2 separate regions of the Homo sapiens genome follow, and region 2 is linked to region 1. A link is a contact called in ENCODE Hi-C or POLR2A ChIA-PET data. All regions are on one chromosome and are shown on one strand. The core of a region is the stretch at or near the end of the contact, and the rest is flanking DNA. Distances in the headings are between cores, read along the strand shown.

Region 1 (4,754 bases), core at 602-3,101:
AGATTCTGTAAGTCCTTTCTCAACTCTCTCAAAGCCAGCACTCTCCCGGGCAGCAGAAGAAATCCTTGCTTTTGTGAATATTACTGAAGTTATTATTGAAAATGCTCGAGCGAGGATTCTTGACGGTTGTCTTTGAGCAGAACAATATTCAGAAGGGAAGCTGTACTTTTTTTTTTTTTTTAAGAATGCTTAGTCCCCAGATCTTAAGAATACTTTACCAAAGTGTGAGGTCTAATAAGACTTAATGCTTACGACATGTTTTCTTTGGAAAATGTTTCAGCATATTTGGCATTAGTCAGGAGTTCAGATATGTAATATTCCACCACCCTTTTTCCTGGAACCAGTTTGAAAAACAAACTATTTATGGTATTAAAGATGGAAAATACTTTTCTCTTCCTGGCAATGTGGTGAAGTTGAACATTTTGCAACATTGGAGAAAGAAGTGTTCTTTCTGGGGCTGTCTAGCGGAATGCATGGATATGAGATAATAACATATTTTACTCCTGAGTAGTATTTGGATCAGGTTTTTTTTGGCAAATGCAAATTGCTTTTTGTGAAGTGCAAAACTGTGCCTTGGTGTTTATAAATATAAACTCTCTTCTAATCAGCCTGCATTTAATATCTGCCTAGTACACACGAGTTGAAGTTTGATAATGAACAAAGTTGTGAAGTGACCAGTGAAACCTTTCAACAAGCTTGCTTTTACCCTTCCTACTTAAAGAGCCAGGAGATCTAATTAGTCAACTGTGCAGACTGGCTGATGTTAGAATTTGATCATGTGGCTACTGCACAGTCATAGACAATTTCTGATTTCTGCAGTATAGCTCCCAAATGCAAACCCTGGTTACCCCTGTTTGATTGCTCTCTCTAAGCATTGGTATTCAGAGCATTCTATTGTAACCATGTAATACACATCCAGGGTTAATCCAGCATATACAGAATAGACTGTTTTTGAGTTGCAAGGTACAGAGAGAGAATACATAGTGAATGCGAATAACAAATCAGAATTACTTTTAGAACTTGGTCCTTTTTGAAAAATCCTTCTAAGTCTGCTTGGTTTTACCTTTGTAAGTTAACATATAGTCATCACATGCACATATACGCACACACACGGTCTCTTTCCCTTTCTAATAAACATATTGAAAGGTGAAGGGTTCGATCGCTGACATCAAGGTTTTCTCTTGCTCCAGTGCCCTGCCCCGAGGGTGCAGAACTCTCAGAGAGCCCTGTGTTGGTCCCACCAGGGCTGTTTCATGCCTTCTAATCAGCCAGAGTGCTCGAACATTATGCCCTGCTGCTCCCTGATCTAACTGGTAGTTGGTAGAGCTTGAGGAACAAGAGCTCCGAGCCAGGAAGCTCTGGGGTTTCTACCTGAGTGGCAGCACCCAGGCCACCAGGCTTACAGATGTTCCATCCCCCCAGGCTGCCTAGGCGTGCAGTCACATAGAACCTGCAGAGCCACCTCTGCACAACCCCTGTGGGCTACACCAGCAGTGGGCACTCCGCCCAATCCTTGCTTTATTGGCAGGGAGGAGGGGGTACAGGAGAGAAGATAGGCATCCTCTATGGACAGTTAATAATACCCATTGCATTTCTTTTTCTTTTTTATTTGATTGTGGTAAGAACACTTAGCATGAACTCTACCCTCTCAACACATTTTTAAGTATACAATACACTATTGTTGACTATAGGTACAATGTTGTGCATTAATTTTTTAAGTTTGTGATATATTTAGTAGCAAAGTCCTTCTGGAAAGTCCTCTGGCTCTGCTGCAGGGAAAGCTTGAGAACGGGAGCTCAGTTTCACCTGTTTGCTGAGAGCAAAAGGAAGCTGGCCCGGAAGTGGCTTGCAGGAAGGAGTTGAGCAGGGTTAGGGTGGGGAGACTGGGCAGTTTCTCTGGTTTTTGTAAGCTAGTTCTCTAATTACTTACCCTGAAATGTGTTCCGGAAACACTGACCTCCATTCTCTTATTCACATGGCAGACAGTGTACAAGCTGTTTCAAGCGAAATACTGATAATCAGGATATTAACTACTATATGTCTGCACCAGCCATGAATACAAATCACTGGTCACCAGTGTTTGCTCTGTTCCTTTTTAAAAAAATGTTTAATTAAATTAGGTAACTAATTAATTTGTAAAGATGGGGGGTCTCCATCTTGTCCAGACTAGTCTCAAACTCCTGGGCTCAAGCAATCTTCCTGCCTCGGCCTTCCAAAGTGCTGAGATTCAGTGGCTCACGCCTGTAATCCCCACACTTTGGGAGGCCGAGGCAGGTGGATCACGAGGTCAGGAGTTCGAGACCAGCCTGGCCAACATGGTGAAACCCCATCTCTACTAAAAATACAAAAATTAGCCAGGCGTGGTAGCACATGCCTGTAATCCCAGCTAGTTGGGAGGCCGAAGCAGGAGAATAGCTTGAACCCGGGAGGCAGAGGTTGCAGTGAACCGAGATCGCACCATTGCATTCCAGCCTGGGTGACAGAGGGAGACCCCATCTCGAAAAAAAAAAAAAGCCAAAGTGCTGAGATTATAGACATGAGCCACCATGCCCCACCTCTCTTTGTTTCTTTCTTAAGTTTAGAAATAAATGCTCGTTAGAGAAACTATTTATAAAACCAGCCCTGTTTATTCAGCATGGACTCATGAGACCAAATATAACTTATACAATGTTAATATGGCTGCATTTAATATTTAGTCACTGGGCTACATAGTAGGTAAAAATAACAGATAGTTTGTAAAAATGACTCTTTAGAATCACTTCTACAATATTACACTTTATTTTTTAAGTTTTTCCCTTTCAAGAAATTTGTGTTAATACCCTATAGACTTCTATCACCTTTTATCATTGCAGATATTTAGAAGGTTAGCAGTGTAATGACAAACAGATAAAGAAGTCTGTTTGTAGTTCATTTAAATATAAAAGGAATTGGCGTTTTAGTTGAAAACTTAGCTACACCTGATCAGTGTACTGCAGAACTTTGATGAGTGGGAGTCCCTGATAGATTCCTGGTTCTAGGCTCTTTGCCACCAGATCAACCAGAAAAAGGTGGTGTTTTGTTTTGTTTTGTTTTGTTTTTTGAGACTGAGTCTCGCTCTGTCTCCCAGGCTGGAGTGCAGTGGTGCGATCTCGGCTCACAGCAGCCTCCGCCTTCCGAGCTCAAGCGATTCTCCTTGCCTCAGCCTCCCAAGTAGATGGGATTACAGGTGCCCATCACCATGCCCAGCTGATTTTTGTATTTTTAGTAGAGACCAGGCTGGTTTTGAACTCCTGATCCGCCCACCTCAGCTGGGATTATAGGTGTGAGCCACCGCGCCCGGCCAGGTGTTCTTCATCAGACTGCAGGGACACCTCCAGCAATTGCTGCATGGTTCCTGGGGAATGCCTGCATTATTCTCCTAGTTTAAGGCAAATGAGCCAATTTCCAGAACTGGATTAGGGAAATGGAAACCCACACAAAGGAGGGGAATGAAGCTGAATGTTTCCCACTTCTTTTTCAGATTTACATGAGCCCAGAGGTCATCCTGTGCAGGGGCCATTCAACCAAAGCAGACATCTACAGCCTGGGGGCCACGCTCATCCACATGCAGACGGGCACCCCACCCTGGGTGAAGCGCTACCCTCGCTCAGCCTATCCCTCCTACCTGTACATAGTAAGTGGGGTTCAACCAGGGCTGGGGGCGGCGGGGGGGGGCGTTGAGTTATGCATCCCGCAGGCTTGGGAGGGACTGCTCTGCCTTCTATACCACCCCCATCTGAATGAGGCAATGGTGAAATGACAGGTAGCTACAAGTTCTTCCCATGTAGAAGCAAGCTCCATTCTTGCAAAGAAAACATAGCTATTTTAGTGGGAGCTTACTAAAATGTGCATTGGGCATAATTTATGCTATTCCATTGTATGTGTAATAATGCAACACTACTTAGTAGCATCAGAGTAGCATAAATATTTCAGCAAAGGAAGTTGTATGTGTTCTTTGAACAGTTAAAACATTTTTTATTATTAATGTTCACACCAGTGTGGCTTGTAGTGGAACATGCAATTCCCATTTTACTGTTGATAAATTCAGGAGCAGACACTTCCCTGTTACTGCACAGTGACTTTTGGGACACTGATTTGAAGCTGTCACTGACATTCAAACCTATCACTTATCTTTTGTAACATTAAATCAGAAGATGGGTTTAACCTGGTATCCTTTAGAAATTAAAGTGGGCCAAGCACGGTGGCTCACGCCTGTAATCTCAGCACTTTAGAAAGCCAAAACAAAAGGATCTCTTGAGCCCAGAAATTCAAGACCAGCCTGGGCAACAAAGCAAGACCCCATCGCTACAAAAAATTAAAAAAATTAGCTAGGTGTGGTGGTGTATGCCCTGTGGTCCCAGTTGCATGGGAGGCTGAGGTGAGAGGATCACTTGAGCCCAGGAGTTCGAGGCTACGGTGAGTTGTGTTGGTGCCACTGTACTCCAGCCTGGATGACAGAGCAAAGACCCTGTCTCAAAAGGAAAAGAAAAAAGAAATTAAAGGGAAGCTTGCTTGCTTAAGGGCTGAACTGCATTCGTTGCAGGGCATGTGGTGGAAAACGGATTACTTTCTAGGTCCTGGTACTAGCATGCTTTTGCTGTTGAGGGTGTATCACCATACCTTTGATGCTAAGAGAGCTGGTTTGTTGATAGATCCACAAGCAAGCACCTCCACTGGAAGACATTGCAGATGACTGCAGTCCAGGGATGAGAGAGCTGATAGAAGCTTCCCTGGAG
Region 2 (4,754 bases), core at 1,228-3,727, 130 kb after region 1:
GACAGACCCTGTCACACACACACACACACAAAAAAAATTAAAAAGTAACTTGTGGAGCAATACTTTGAGACTAAGTAAATATCTTGCTCGTATCAAAACTTCACCCACCAGGTTTAGCTTTTTTTTTTTTTTTTTGAGATGGAGTCTCGCTCTGTCGCCCAGGCTGGAGTGCACTGGCGCGATCTCAGCTCCCTGCAACCTCCACCTCCTGGGTTCAAGCGATTCTCCTGCCTCAGCCTCCCGAGTAGCTGGGACTACAGACGCATGCCACCACACTCAGCTAATTTTTGTATTTTTAGCAAAGACGGGGTTTCACCATGTTGGTCAGGATGGTCTTGATCTCTTGACCTCGTGATCTGCCGGCTCAGCTTCCCAAAGTGCTGGGATTACAGGCATGAGCCACCGTGCCTGGCCCAGCATTTGGTATTAATACATTTCTAATTCCTTCATTCTTTCCACATTTATCAGCTTGCACGCTGCTATAAGGAAGGGTTTCCCTCTCCCTAATCAATTTATTATTTATTTTTCATTTATTCGTTTATATCAATATGAACTCATGGATTCTTGTTCTACACCACTTGGTTTGATTTTTACATTATCCCCACTTTGGCCAGTAGGGGGCCCTAGCTACCTCCCACATCCTCCTGCTATAGCCCTTCAGTCTGTTTTCCTGACTTTCCAGCACAAGTCCTTTTTTCTTTTTGGCTAAATCTAATGATCCATGTAGTCTGTCCTGTGAGCTTGGGATTCTACCCAGAAGTCAACAGACAAGAGAGGAATTTTGATAAAAGATTAAAAAAAAAAGACAGTTTCTGAGTAAAATGATAGCCCAAGGCATCTCCTTTCTAGACCTCCGATGAATTGATGAAGAAATATGAAAAACAGAAAAGACTCCATAACAGTGCAGGAAATTAGGGAAGAGATCCCCTGCATATTAGAAATTCAATTTCCCTTCTCAAGAAACAGCAGCAACAAGGGCTGAGATCACTTATAAGTGGGAGCTAAATAATGTGTGCAGGGCTGGGCACGGTGGCTACACCTGTCATCCCAGCATTTTGGGAGGCCAAGACGGGCAGATCACTTAAGCCCAGAAGTTCAAGACCAGCCTGGGCAACATGGCAAAACCCCATCTCTTTGGGGTATGGCGGTGCATATCTGTGGTCCCAGCTACTCAGAAGGCTGAGGCTGGAGGATTGATTGAGCCTGGGAAGTTGAGGCTTCAGTGAGCTGTGATCACACCACTGTGCTCCAGCCTGGGCAACAGAGAAAGACCCTGTCTCAAAAAATAATAATAATAAAATAATGTACACACATGGACATAGAGTGTGAAATGATAGAGATTGGAGACTTAGAGGAAGGGGGGTGATGAGAAATTACTTAATAGGTACGGTGTACATTATTCGGGTGATGGATACACTAAAAGCCCCGAATTTACCACTATGCAATATATCCCTGTAATAAGTTACACTTGCACCACATACATTTATACAAATAAAAAATTTTTTAAAGAAGAAAATAATTGTAACCCTTGTTCCAGGGCCTCATGGCGTTTCATGCCACCTGGGCGAGACAGCGTGCGTTCTTACTGGGCACTGGCACTTTGGACGTCTGTCGAGTGACTGACTTTTGGAAGGTCCTCATCATCTGTCTTAGTTGAAATCTCTTTTAATGATCAGGTTACCCAATGAAAGTATACTTTGTATGGATCAGAAAGACCCTTTGTTTCCCGCAATTAATTAAGTACACTAGCTTTGCAAAAGCATCTTCAACCTCTATCAGGCTATAGAGATTCCGCCTTTCTCCCACCACCTCCAACCTTGGCATTGCTCCCACAGCCCATCTGGGGGCCGGTGCCCCCTCTTCTCTGTGCCGTCTGCTTCCACCCTGCTAATCTCTTTCTTTTATTATTTTTTAATTTATTCTTCTTATTTATTTTTTGTCTTTTTTTTTTTTTTTTTTGAGACCCAGTTTCACTCTGTCACCCAGGCTGGAGTGCAGTGGTGCAATCTTGGCTCACTGCAGCCTCCACCTCCCGGGTTCAAGCAATTCTCATGCCTCAGCCTCCCAAGTAGCTGAGGTTACAGGTGCAAACTGCCATGCCAAGCTAATTTTTGTATTATTAGTAGAGATGGGGTTTTACCATGTTGACCACGCTGGTCTCATGGTCTCCACCCGCCTCAGCCTCCCAAAGTGCTGGGATTACAGGCATGAGCCACCACATCCAGCCACTATTTATTTTTTGTCCTTCTAATCCTTGGAACCTGTGAATTGTTTTTCCTTATTTATTTAATTACGTATTTATTGTTATGCTGCTAATCTCAAAGGACGCTTTCTTCTAGAAAGCAGAAACAATTGATTCTGCAAATGTGTGGTTTCCCATTGACATCTAAGGAAAAATGAAACAGGGCCTGGGAGACAGTTTACACCGTATTCATCCAGGACATTCTCACTGATGGACTTTCCACGAAAGCTCTGCAAGTTTTCCTTTCAGTTTCACTGTCCGTTGGCCGGTACTGGTTGCTTGACTAAGCCCTGTTGGCGTGGGTTACTGCTCACCCTGACAGGTCTTTGTGAAACATGAAACAATACAAACATTCTTCTCATTTCCCCTCCGTTCTTCCTCTTGGAGCTGTTCCCAGTCCCGGTGGCCCTTCTGAAGCCGAGTGGGAAGCTCAGAAGGAACCTCTGGATTTGTTTACCGGTGTCAGGAATGGAAACTGCTGGGGCACCTGTGTACTCTTGCTGGTTTCTTAAACTCTGTCTGAATCCCACACACCCTTGCTTTTCGGGGAGTTGTGGCTGGCTGGGACAGGAGCAAGGAGTCTCTCCTTTGAGTCAAAGGAGGCACAGTAGCCAGAAGGAGGGCTTAGATATGAGAATGTTACAGGCCAAGAAGCTAGACGGACCATCTGGAGAGTGACCAAAATGAAAAGCGCAGCGGCAGTTGTGCAGCTGTGGTCTGGAGCGAGGTGTCCAGGGTCTTGGGCAATGGAAGACATAGAGGAGGCCAGAGATGATTGCTTCCAATGGAGTCTGTAGCTCGCACTTGCTTTTGTGGCCAGTGATGTGAGCAGATGGGTTTACCAGGCTATAAGCTTTTGGTGGCTGTGTGCAAAGACTTCCACTGAGATGATCGTGTCTCCTCAGGCACATCTGGGTGTTGGTCCTGACAGCTGGAGTATTGGGGTTTGAGTTTTGCCTGAAGGACTCACTGGTGAGGCTGAACCAAGTGTGTTTCTTTGGCCATCACAAGGACCCAGGCAGGATGTCATACTCAGCAGTACAGCAAGAACTGGTCCAATGCTTCAGATCTGTGATTCTCAATGGGCAGAGGGCAATAAGTAATGTCTGAAGACTTTTTAAAAAAAAATTAATTAGAGAGAGGGTCTTGGCTCACTGCAGCCTCCAACTCCTGGGTTCAAGTGATCCTTCTGCCTCAGCCTCCCAAGTAGCTAGGACTACAGAGGTGTCCCACCATGCCAGGCTTGAAGACTTTAAAATTTTATATATTTTATTTCAATTTTTTTTGAGTTGTGGTCTCACTCTGTCACCCAAGCTGGAGTGCAGTGGCGTGATCAAGGCTCACTGCAACCTCCACCTCCCCAGATTCAAGCAATCCTCCTGCCTCAGCCTCCTGAGCAGTTGGGATTACAGGCGTGAGCCACCACACCTGGCTAATTTTTGCATTTTTGGTAGAGACGGGGTTTTGCCATGTTGATCAGGCTAGTCTCGAATTTCTGAGCTCCAGCAATCCACCCATCTAGGCCTCCTAAAGTGCTGGGACTACAGATGTGAGCCACCCCCAGCTCGGCCTAAGTTTATTTTTTGTTCCTAGGTATTTGAGAGGTGCAAGTGCAGGTTTCTTACATGTGTATTTTGCATAGTGATGAAGTCTTAGCTTTTAGTGTACCTATCACCTGAATAGTGAACATTGTACCCAATAGGTAATTTTTCAACACTCACCCCCTCCAACCCTCCCACCTTTTGTAGTCTCCAATATCTGTGATTCTATTCTGTGTGTCCATGTGTACCCACTCTTCAGCTCCCACTTATAAATGAAAACATTCCATATTTGACTGTTTCTGAGTGATTTCACTTAGGATAATGGCCTCTAGTTCCATCCATGTTGCTGCAAAAGACATGATTTCATTCTTTTTTATGGCTGAATAGTATTTCATGATGTGTGTATATATTATATATAATTATATAATATATTATATATTAGTATACATGTACATAATATATTATGTAATATATAATAACATTTAATATATTACATTATATAAACAATATATTATATTATATACATAATAATTATATATTATATATTATTATATTACTATAATATATAAATATAATATATAAATATATACTATATGTTATACTATGTATACACTATATATACTATATTATATTAATATATTATATATAATAGTTAAATATTTTATATACAATTATATGTACAATAATATATAATTATTCTATATATAGTATAATGATATATATATCATATTTTCTTTGTCCAATTCTCCATTGCTAAACACTTAGGTTGATTCCATATCTTTGCTATTGTGAATAGAGCTGTGATAAACATATTAGTGCAGATGTTTAGAAGACATTTTTGAATGTCACTGAGTGGGGATGCAGCCAGCATCTAATGGGTAGAGGTCAGGGATGCTGCTAGACATTCTACAAGACACAGAATTATCAGTGCCCTGTGAGAAAGAATTATTCAGCACTAAGGTTGAGACACC

The links. Hi-C counts contacts between places; a loop is a spot of excess contacts on that map. ChIA-PET counts read pairs that join two places held with the same protein, here RNA polymerase II (POLR2A). Pooled maps may share reads with other maps.
Region 2: a loop to region 1 is called in a pooled map, with 2.2 times the contacts of the local background. The contact joins two enhancer-like sites. A Hi-C loop is called at or near these places in 2 of 50 pooled maps. POLR2A ChIA-PET finds 5 or more read pairs at or near these places in 2 of 52 experiments (activated B cell and common myeloid progenitor, CD34-positive).

Annotation. Positions count from the first base shown.
Region 1 is chr10:30,454,585-30,459,338 of GRCh38, forward strand. It overlaps MAP3K8 (mitogen-activated protein kinase kinase kinase 8), which reads left to right. Exons shown (of 9, transcript NM_005204.4): 7 at 3,500-3,652; 8 at 4,671-4,754. Among named protein-coding and RNA genes, the nearest start is that of MAP3K8, 23 kb to the left of the region's middle. Within about 2 kb of position 1,852, at least 22 of the 41 ENCODE cell types and tissues checked have a DNase peak (open chromatin) inside an H3K27ac peak, as active enhancers do.
Region 2 is chr10:30,581,359-30,586,112 of GRCh38, forward strand. No RefSeq gene overlaps it. Among named protein-coding and RNA genes, the nearest start is that of LYZL2, 46 kb to the right of the region's middle. Within about 2 kb of position 2,478, at least 30 of the 41 ENCODE cell types and tissues checked have a DNase peak (open chromatin) inside an H3K27ac peak, as active enhancers do.